3 separate regions of the Homo sapiens genome follow, and regions 1 and 2 are each linked to region 3. Evidence: chromatin contacts called from ENCODE Hi-C or POLR2A ChIA-PET data. All regions are on one chromosome and are shown on one strand. The core of a region is the stretch at or near the end of the contact, and the rest is flanking DNA. Distances in the headings are between cores, read along the strand shown.

The links. Hi-C counts contacts between places; a loop is a spot of excess contacts on that map. ChIA-PET counts read pairs that join two places held with the same protein, here RNA polymerase II (POLR2A). Pooled maps may share reads with other maps.
Region 1: a loop to region 3 is called in a map of PC-3, with 5 times the contacts of the local background. The contact joins two enhancer-like sites. A Hi-C loop is called at or near these places in 1 of 168 maps with a recorded cell type or tissue (PC-3), 3 of 37 single-sample maps with no recorded cell type and 2 of 50 pooled maps.
Region 2: a map with no recorded cell type shows a loop between it and region 3 (4-fold over the local background). The contact joins two enhancer-like sites. A Hi-C loop is called at or near these places in 1 of 168 maps with a recorded cell type or tissue (Caco-2), 1 of 37 single-sample maps with no recorded cell type and 2 of 50 pooled maps. POLR2A ChIA-PET finds 5 or more read pairs at or near these places in 1 of 52 experiments (MCF 10A).

Annotation. Positions count from the first base shown.
Region 1 is chr11:108,974,382-108,977,884 of GRCh38, forward strand. No RefSeq gene overlaps it. Among named protein-coding and RNA genes, the nearest start is that of DDX10, 310 kb to the left of the region's middle. Within about 2 kb of position 1,335, at least 3 of the 41 ENCODE cell types and tissues checked have a DNase peak (open chromatin) inside an H3K27ac peak, as active enhancers do.
Region 2 is chr11:109,069,274-109,073,069 of GRCh38, forward strand. No RefSeq gene overlaps it. Among named protein-coding and RNA genes, the nearest start is that of C11orf87, 350 kb to the right of the region's middle. Within about 2 kb of position 2,463, at least 3 of the 41 ENCODE cell types and tissues checked have a DNase peak (open chromatin) inside an H3K27ac peak, as active enhancers do.
Region 3 is chr11:108,692,724-108,696,283 of GRCh38, forward strand. It overlaps DDX10 (DEAD-box helicase 10), which reads left to right. Exons shown (of 18, transcript NM_004398.4): 9 at 793-877. Among named protein-coding and RNA genes, the nearest start is that of DDX10, 29 kb to the left of the region's middle. Within about 2 kb of position 1,333, at least 2 of the 41 ENCODE cell types and tissues checked have a DNase peak (open chromatin) inside an H3K27ac peak, as active enhancers do.

The DNA of each region.
Region 1 (3,503 bases), core at 85-2,584, 280 kb after region 3:
ACACCTTAATTGATATATTTCATAATTTTATTGTGGCTTATAGTCACAGGATTGCTTCTGGGGATAATAATTTATTTTTTTATTGGCAAGAGGTTCAGAGCAGAATTTGTGTGGTATTTCTCAAAAGTGGTTAAAACTGAGACATGTGTAACAACTGGAAAACTCCTCTGGTCTTTGGATCCAAACGAGACAGTTCCTGATCAGTGGTGTTCACGTGGGAATGAGCATCTGCATCCACAAGTTTGGAAAGGCCCAGTAAATACCAGGTGGTCCTGTAATCTCAGCATTTTGGGAGGCTGAGACAGGAGGATTACCTGAGGCCAGGAGTTCAATACCAACCTGGGCAACAAAGACAGACCTCATCTCTTAAAAAAAAATTAAAAAAAATTATCTGGGTGTAGTGACCTGAGCCTGTGGTCCTAGCTACTCAGGAGGCTGAGCCTGGAGGATCACTTAAGTCCAGGAGATAGAGGCTGCAGTGAGCTACAATTGTGCCACTGCACTCCAGCCTGGGTGACAGAGCAAGACCCTGTCTCAAAAAGAAAAAACAAACAAACAAACAAAAAACCTACTAGGTGCTCATAAATTATAACTCTGATTGGTTTATTGTAGTTGAATTGCACTGACTTAGACTCTGTTCCAGTTTCCTAGGCATCAGGACCTACTCAGTGTTGTACCAGCCACTGAATCACTGCTTTCTCTGCCTAATTTGCTTTCCTGGTGTCATTGGGGAGACGTGGAGCTTTCTAGGATGCTGGAAACTAGGGCAGACCCACTTCCCCTGGAGGCTGGTTTCTAAATGCTGCTGACAGCCCTCACCATGCCCTAATAGGGAAATATAAGGCTAGCTTCCCTCAACCACTCCCTACCTCTCCATGCCTCTGCCATTCAAACCTTGCCCAAATATTTGCAGGCACACACAAATCCTGAGCAAATAATTGCCCACAGAGTTAAATTGTTTGTAGTATTTAGTATTCTGTGCTGCTAGTGTCTCTCACACACTCTATGATTTTTTTTTTTTTTTCAGATAGAGTCTCGCTCTGTTGCCCAGGCTGGAGTGCAGTGCTGCGATCTCTGCTCACTGCAGCCTTTGCCTCCTGGGTTCAAGCAATTCTCTGCCTCAGCCTCCTGTGTAACTGAGATTATATGTGCTGACCAACATGCTCAGCTAAATTTTTTTGTATTTTTAGTAGAGTGGGGCTTTCACCATCTTGGCCAGGCTAGTCTTGAACTCCTGACCTCGTGATCCACACACCTCAGCCTCCCAAAGTGTTGGGATTACAGGCATGGGCCATCGTGCCAGGCCTCACTCTATGATTTTTAAAGGCAACTGGCAGCAAGCACATTTTGGAGGGTGTCCACAGCACAGAGACAGAGTGAGTGTGTGCAGAACTTCTGGTCCCTTCCAGCCCTTTCCCCAAGCCCCTCACTAAGCACCTGATGTGATTATTCTGTGCTAAAAATAGGAGTGTTATCACAGCTCTTCGGCAGGTGGGAAGCTTTGTGGAAAGAGATTTGCCTTTATGTTTTCCGGCTCCCTTTCCAAGTCCTTGAGTGCCAGATGGACGAATGCAGCTTGATTATCATGTGTGTACAGGGTGTGCTGGGAGATGAGCAGGAGCAGCTCACCACTCATGTGCATGGTCAGAGGCAAGGCCAGGGTGGAACGACTTTCCCAGTTCTCTCCGCAGCCATGCTCATTTCAAACCATGGCATTAAAACCAGTCACTTGTAAATGTGTAAAAAAAATTATCTTGGAAAAATGCTGAAGTTTGCTCTTTTACTACCACACTTGGGATAATATTTGATAAAGGGGTGATTAGGGAATATTAAATCTAAATGTGAGGAGAATAAATTCTTTTTCAAATTATGTATTTATTTATTTTTATTAATTTTAACTTAGAGATGGGATTTTGCTATGTTGCTCAGGCTGGTCTCAAACTCCTGGCCTCAAGTGATCCTCCTGTCTGGGCATCCCAGAGTGCTGGGATTACAGGCGTGAGCCACCATGCCTCCCCAGTTTAAAAATATTTATTCAGTTCCTACCAAAGCAAGAAAGGTTTCCACACATTTGGTGACACTAAGAGTTTATAGTCTAGTTCGAGGGTCAAGATATAAACATAGAAGTTTTGATAATATAATAAATAGTTTCCAATAGCACCTTTTTAGCATATTTAGGGTTTTCTCTTATTTCTTCTGGAATACCTCTCTTAGGAAAGTAGGCAGAGCGGTTAAGCAATGTATCCGACTAACCAAGTAGCCCCCAGCCCAGGAGGAATAGATAGGCAGGGGTGAGGTAGGATGAAGAAGGGAAGGACAGGTGGCAGGATTCTCCAGGAAGCCAACAAGGGGACTCCACAAAGCAACTCTACCCCTGTACTTGATTACATAAAGGCAGCGAAAGAGGTCTGCATTGGGAAGACACGGAAGTGAGCGTTGTTACTGGTGACCTTTTGCCCCAACACCTTGTAATTTCTCCTAATAGCACCATTGGATGTGTCTGTCAGAGCCAGGCCCTGAGGGCTCACCCTGTGTGACCCAGAGTAGGCTAGGTGGCTCCTCTCCATCAAGTGAGTGAACACTAGATTAGCTTGTTTCTCACCCACATAACAGTCCAAGGTCTCTCCTCCATGTAGTCATTCAGGGACCTAGATTGATGGCTGACTGTCTTCCAAGGGTGGGTGCCTTAGCCTGGCTTTTCCCATTAGAAAGCAGAGTCAAGGGCTTGGTGCAGGGGCTTTAATTAGAGGACTTAATTTTGGGATTCAAGGGACTATGAGAAGGTTGCTGGAAAAATGGAAGCAGGGGTTAAAGTGAAGCCATCACAAGCATGGGCTACCAAGCTGGACCTCATTGTGAGAAACAGAGGAATCACCTCACTGGGAATTCTGAGGACTTGTGTATGAGTTTGCTAGTGCTGCTATAACAAAGTACCACAAAGCTGGGTGGCTGAAATAACAGAAATGTATTGTCTCACAGTTCTAAAAATCCCAGATCAAGGTGTTGGCAAGGTTGATTCATTCTGAGGGCTGTTAGGGAGAATCTCTTCTATGCTACTTGCCTAGCTTCTGGAGGTTTGTTGACCCTCTTTGATGTTCCCTGGCTTGTAGGCACATCACTCTGATTGCTGCCTTCATCTTGACATGATGTTCTCCCTATCTGCAAGTCTATCTTCAAATTTTCCCTTTCTAAAATGACACCAGTCATATTGGAATAGGGCCCACCTTGAACTTGATCATCTGCAAAGATCCTATTTCCAGGTAAGGTCACGTTCACAGGTACTGGGAGTTAGGGCTTCAGCATCTGTTTTGGGAACACGATTCAATGCATAATGAGCTGTATAAATGGACCTCAGAACTGTCTGCCTAAGGTACCTAAAAGAAAAGCATTGGCTCCTGCTGTCCATTGTCAGTGCACCAAGGGATATTGCTCTTCCAGACTGCACCCGTGTGAATAGCCAGTGGCTCCTGCTGGCATCCCAAGTGGCTGCAGAGAATCTCCAG
Region 2 (3,796 bases), core at 1,213-3,712, 380 kb after region 3:
AAATTGAGAAAATTTATTGCTGTCAGAGCTGCCTTATAAGAAATACTAAAGGAAGTTCTTCAGGATGAAAGGAAGTGACACCTGTCATTTGAATCTCCATGAAAAAACAAAGAGCTCTGATAAAAGTAATTCTGTAGGTGATGATAAAAGACAGCGTTATTGCAAATTAGCTCTTCTTCTGACTTAAAACAGTATCTAAAATTGTATTGTTGGAACTATAACATACAGAAACAATATATTTGATAACACCACAAAGGAAGGAGTGAGAAGGAAACTAATTGGCATTAGGAAATGACATCAGATGATAATTAAAATCCACAAGAAGTGAAGATAACCACAATTGGCAAATAAGAAGTTTCACATATATTTTTAAAAAACAATAAATATGTTTGTGTTCTCATTTCTTCTCTTAGATTTCATAAAAGACGTACTGTGTAAAAAGCAGTAATTACAATGTATTGTTAGGTTTGTAACATCTGTAGGCCTTAATATATTAAGAATAATAGCACAAAAAAGGGAGAGGGAATGAAGCAATATAGGAAAAGTTTTAATATCTTACTGGAATTAAGTTAGTTTTAATTTGAAGTAGATACTGATAAGATGTGTATTATAATGCCCTAGGGCACCACTAAGAAAATAACTGAAAATATATAGCTAAGAATCATTAAAGGAATTTAAATTGTATACTAGGAAATAATCACTTGAGACAAAGGAGATGGTAGAAGAGAAACGTATAAACAATAGAAACATATAAACAATGTAGCCATGAGACATGTAGAAAGCACAAGCCAAAGTGGTAATTGGCACTCCAAACATATCAATAATATTAAATGTAAATATATTAAACAATCTAATCAAAAGAAAGAGATTATCAGATTTGATAAAAACAAAACATGACCCAGGAGTTACTTTAGATTCAAAGATATAAACAGGTTGAAAGTAAAAGAATGGAAAAAGATATACCATGCAAATATTAACCATAAGAGCTATGGAGTGACTATACTACTATCAGATAAATAGACTATAAGATCAACTATGAGTCAGATCACATCATTTCTCTGGTCAGAATCCTCTAGTAGCTTCCCTTTCCTGAGAAGAAAATCCAAACATTTAACCAGCAACTACTCCCCACTCCCTAATCTCATGTCATCATTCTCTGAAAATGCCTTTACTCTGTCCTACATTTTGATCTTAGGTTGCATAGGTATAGAATTCTTGGTTGGAAATTAGTTTTCCTCACTTGAAGACACTGCTCCATTTTTCCCTTCGGAAGCTTTAAGGATGGTTAGAGTATGCTCTTCAGCCCTAGTACTCTGAAATGTCATGAAAATGTACCAAAGTTTAGATTACTTTTCTTTCATTGTGCTGAACACTCAATGGAATGGGCCCTTTTGATTTGTAAATGTGTGTGTGTGTGTGTGTGTGTGTGTGTGTGTGTGTGTGTGATCTCTCTTCTTCCTGTTTGCTCTGTTCTCCCTGTCTGGGATAACTTATTTACTAACTGTTTACTAGAGTGGGTTGCTTCTGTAAATGACGACTACCACCCATTGTGTGTTGAGTTTTATTAGTTTTTGCATTAGGCTATTTTCCTGTCTTATCCCAAAGTCTGGAAGGAACTTACTATAACCCTAAGTGCTCTAAACCTATTCTCTTGATCATCACTTGGCAGACAATTGCACTTAATAAATACTTAACAATTGCCAAATGAACATTAGTTACTAGGGACTCAGAGGTGACCACATGATGACCCGAAACATGACTAACTATACATATGCCACTGCTCTAGGTGAGTTGGATGGGCCTGCATCTTCTCCCCCTGTCCTCACTTTCTTTGTTGGCTTCTGTGCTTCCTGACTCTGACTCTCATAAGTCTGATATTAGCTTCACTTGTGTCTTGACGCCACCTTACTCACCAATTCTCCCAAACTGTCTCCAGCCCCGTTCTCTGTGCATGTAACCTCTTGGTTCTTTTGGTCCTAAAATTCCTAAGATTAATAACCACCTAAAATATTATTAATTTACCTTTATTGGGCAAAACTAGATATCATAATCCTCACTTTTCATATGAGGCAAGCTGAAGATTGTCTGGATAAAAAGAATGAGGCTCTCAATCTAGGTCTTAGTCTAAAGTCTCATGCTTTTTCAACCTTGCATGCTGCCTCTCAGTCTGCACTGTGTTATCAGGAGCAAATGAAGCAAGCAGTGTTAGAATCTGCACAGATTTTGGTTATGTTAATGGGCATGCAAACTCTCCCTAAAGTTTTCTCATTTTAAAAGCTGATTTCTGCAGCTAGAGTGATAAACACAGAAGAATGGATTTCTGTTAATAAGAATTAAGATGAGGTTATAGTTATGGGGATGGTGGGGTCAGGGGAGGTGGGCTGGATTACTGAGGATAGAGAGCCTTTTGTCAGTGCCATTAAAGAACCTCATCCAGGCACTGCTTGGACAAGCAGAGCCAGGTGATAACAGCAGAGTTTTTGTTGGCATTGCTTCTCCCACAGATGACAAAGCCAAGGACAATGTGTTCCAGCTTCAGGGGGAAGCAAGTTGTGCATTAGGAGGTAAATCTGTGGCTTGCAAAAGGTTGAATAAGATGCCTCTTAAAAAAAGCTCAGCAATCAGCTAAATTTAGCGTGGAGAGCACCATCCAGGCCAAGAATATTCTTTGGCCTTTGGCCCATAGCATTTTCATTTGACGGGGAATTGGATGCATTTTCATTTCCTCTAAGCTTTTCTCTTAACTCTCAGTACCTTCGCCTTTGGAGGCAGGAGTCTATGTGCTAATAGTTGGCTGAGGCCCCGTAGCTGATTCATGTTGGGTTAGGCTGTTGTTACATTGCTATAAAGAAATACCTGGGACTGGGTAATTCATAAAGAAAAGGGCTTTAATTGGCTCACAGTTCTGCAGGCTGTATAGAAAGCATAGCACCAGCATCTGCTTCTGGTGAGGTCTCAGGAAGCTTCCAATTATGGCAGAAGGCAAAGAAAAAGCAAGCATGTCACATGGTGTGAGTGGGAGCAAGAGAGAGACCTGGGACTATGTGGGGGAGGCACCACACTCTTTTAAACGGCCAGATTTCATGAGAAGGAATGCACTATCACAAGGACAGCACCAAGGGGATGGTGCTGAACCATTCATGAGAAATCCCATCACCTCCCACTAGGTCCCACCTCCAACACTGGGGATTACATTTCAACATGAAATTTGGTGGGGACATATATTCAAACTATATCACATGTCTCTGCTCATAATGACAGTTAAGGATGGTCTTGCTGCCCATTTTCAGTGAGAGATTGGGTGTTCACTGTGATGTTTTCATATAATGTTTTTCGTATGTCATCCATCTGGAGGAGGCTTTCTTGACTCTCCCCTCTCTTCTCATTATCCTTTGCATTCCCTTCTCTGAACTTTATTCTTTTTCTTTGAAGTTGTTTTCAAAGACAAGAAGATCTTTGGCAATGCGAGCCCTTTGCAGACCATAGTGAATGCCTGTTCATCTGCTCATTGATTCAGTGCCACTACTGCATGTCAAATGCCACAGCTTCCAGGGTACCCAGCTTTCTACCTACCATCTGATTTCCCAGAATGTAGAAATGGACATCCAAATCTGTGGAAAATTCAGAAACAATAAGATAGAGTAAAATAAAGTGTGAACTCTGGCATCAGCAGGTCCAAGTTCCAATACCAACTTTGCTATTTACTTGACATGTTATTTACCTCTCTGAGCATGATTTTTCTTGTCTGTGAGAAGGTGATAATAACTTGTAAGTTCTTTTCTGGCTTAAAAGGGGT
Region 3 (3,560 bases), core at 83-2,582:
GGAGTACTCTAAAGCATATCTCAGATGCCATATTTATTAGTATAGGCTGGAGTACAGTAGCATGATCATAGCTCACTACAGCCTCGATCTACCAGGCTCAAGTGATACTCCCACCTCAGCTTCCCCAGCAGCTGGGACTACAGGCATGCGCCATGCCTGACTAGTTTTTATTTTACTTAATTTTTTATTATGCTTTAAGTTCTGGGGTACATGTACAGATTGTGCAGGTTTGTTACATAGGTATACATGTGCCATGGTGGTTTGCTGCATCCATCAACCCGTCATCTACATTAGGTATTTCTCCTAATGCTATCCCTCCCCTAGTCCCCCACCTCCAGACAGGCCCCAGTGTGTGATGTTCCTCTCCCTGTGTCCACTCTTCAACTCCCACTTATGAGTGAGAACATGCAGTGTTTGGGTTTCTGTTCCCGTTGGTTTGCTGAGAATGATGGTTTCCAGCTTTGTCCATGTCCCCATTAGAAGTGGTGCTTTCGGGTTATTAAATATTAGGGTATTTCACTGTTTGTCCGACACAAAGCAATCTGTCTCTTCCGTGTCAGATACGAAGTAATCTTCATATTCAAACAGTCATTAATTTTAGTTCATTTTGTCAAGAGAAATGTTTACTATCTCTTGGTTCATGCAATTAATTTTATTTTTAATAGAGTTCATAGATGATATCCATCAGTTTGATGTGATGAAAAGTCCTGGCAAGCAATATTTTAAGATAAAAATAGTGCAGCAGGGCAGATCTTGCAACCAGTTTCTTAACTTCACATCCCTTCTCTGTAGATTTCCCGGCCGTGAATTGGGTTCTTCAGTTTGATTGTCCTGAGGATGCCAACACATATATTCACAGAGCAGGTAGAACTGCCAGGTAGGTGTACTGACTAATTTCTTTTCTTTTGCTACTATCTAAATAACAAAGCATGCTTTTCCAACTGCAGATAAACGAAGAAAGGAATCAGGTAAGTGAGTGCTGGTTTGGCATTTTGTGGTGTGAGTTGACAGCTACTGTAAATCATTATGGCTAAGACTTGATTAGTGCTGCAAAAAATCCATAAAAATCTTATTTTAGTTTGTTTAAACTTTCTTGTACTTTACTTTTCAGCAAAACTGCTCATTGAAAGTCATCTCATTGAATCCTAATGACCTGTCAGTTAGGTCTAGGACTGCAGTAGTCCTCACTTATCCTCAGGGGTTATGTTCCAAGGTCCCAGTGGATGCCTGAAATCTCAGTACCAAACCCAATATATGCTATGTTTTTTCAGTCTAGTAACTGAGACAGCTAAGTAACAAGTGGGTGGGGTCTTAAGCGTGCATATGCTGGACAAAGGGATGATTCACATTGTGGGCAGGACACAGTGGGATGGTGTGACATTTTATCAGGCTACTCAGAAGGGTGAGCAATTTAAAACTTATGAATTGTTTATTTCTGGAATTTTCCATTTAATATATTTAATATTTTTTGGGCCTTGGTTGACTGGGGGTAACTGAAACCACAGAAAGCGAAACCACAGATAGAGGGGGGACTACTTACTGTATTATTAAATCCCTATTTTCAGGTGAGGAAACTGAATCTTTGAGCAGTTAAACAATTTGTTCAAAGATCCACAGAGCCAGGATTTGAACCCAGGCAGTCTGGCTTATCTAGTCTAGATCTTGTGCTCTTACCTTCTAAAGTATAGGCTAATAAGAGGCTAAGTGATTTGGAATCATAGATATCTCTTTTTCCTTTCTTCCTAGTTCAGGAAACAGAGACATTGCTGAAGACCACTCCCTATCTCTCCTTCTTCCTATACTCCCCACTTCCTCCCAAAAGTATCCTATGTTTGCTCAAGAGGTATGAGGAACTGTCTAGAAAAGAATGTAGTAGGCTGGGCATGGTGGCTCATGCCTGTAATCCCAGCCCTTTGGGAGGCCGAGGTGGGCGGATCACGAGGTCAGGAGTTCAAGACCAGCCTGAGCAACATGGTGAAACCCTGTCTCTACTACAAATACAAAAAAATCAGCCAGGAGTGGTGGTGTGCGCCTGTAGTCTCAGCTCCTTGGGAGGCTGAGGCAGGAGAATCACGTGAACCCGGGAGGCGGAGGTTGCAGTGAGCCGAGATCGCACCACTGCATTCCAGCCTGGGCGACAGAGTGATGCTCTGTCTCAAAAACAACAAAACAAAACAAATAAAAAAAAACCATAGTAAAGTCAGTCATTTGGAATTAAGTGGCATAGAAAGGTATATGAATGAATCAAAAAGGATTACACAATCTGTCATTGCTGTTAAGCTGTAGCAGCAAAGCTGGGAGGTATACATTCTTGGTGGAATTGTAAATGGTTAACATTTTTCTGGATAGCATATGGTAATACTTATTAACAACCTTACAGTTCTTGTTTTTGTCTTAGTAATTCCACATCCAGAAATGGATCTTAAGAAAATAGAGAGCTGAATAAAGTTTCAATGTACATTTGTCTTGCTGATGTTTGTAGTGTTTAAGAATTGGAATTTATTATGATCTTTAGATTATGATTATGGTTAGCCACAGATGGACTATTTATTCAGTTTTACATTTTTGCTCTGTTTTCTTTCTCATCAAAACTGGATGATTGGGTATTTATCATATGGATTCCAGGATTGGTCTAACTGGACCAATGGTTGCTTCCAATTTCATGCCACAAACTCTTCTCAAAACTTTCCCAGGGATGTGAGGATCTTTAGGCCCGAGCACAGACTGTCCTGTTTGGCAGGCTTGCTTTACCACCTGCCCTGTGTCCACTTCAGCAAGTGGCCCCAAGTATGAAAGTGTACGCTATCCCTTGCTTACCTAGGAAGTCCCCTTGGCGTTTAGTTCTTTTAGATTTCTATACATTTATATTTTTTGGGTAGCTTTGAAGAAAATTTTTTTGTTTTTGTTTTTATGTGGTCACTTTTTGTTTCAGCTGAAGTGAAGGTTTTTATGTCTTTTTATAGCCTAGCAAGAAATAGATCTTCTTAAAATTCTATTTAATTTTCATAAGATGTTTGAATGTATGAGTGTTTAAGTGTTTTTTTTTTTTGTTTTTTTTGATTGATTCATGTTTATCCTGTGGGCCATCTTTAAACGTGGTTTATAATAAAAATGCACTCAAATTAAATGTGCTTCTTTTGACCAGCATGAAAGAAGGGAGAGAACAGTATAATAATGAAAGACTATTTAAAAATAGGATTTATGAATTAGTGGGTTCAAAAATAAGTCTTTTAATTGCAATTAATGATGTAGTTTTAAACAAGCAATGCAGTTAGGATTAGGTTTTGTATATGATACTGTACATTTAGACAAACTTGTTTTTAGAACTTTCTTTCTTCTTGGAACTAACTAAAATGGGACATGGGTAGAATAGTTGCCTGTTCTCCATTTTTATGAGGGGGTAGATGGTGCCTCATTGGTCTTTAATGTATTGAGTACATGGTTTTTGTTTTGTTCTGTTTTGTTTTTTTTGAGACAGAGTGTCGCTCTGTCACCCAGGCTGGAGTGCAGTGGCACAATCTCAGCTCACTGCAACCTCCGCCTCCCGGGTTCAAGTGATT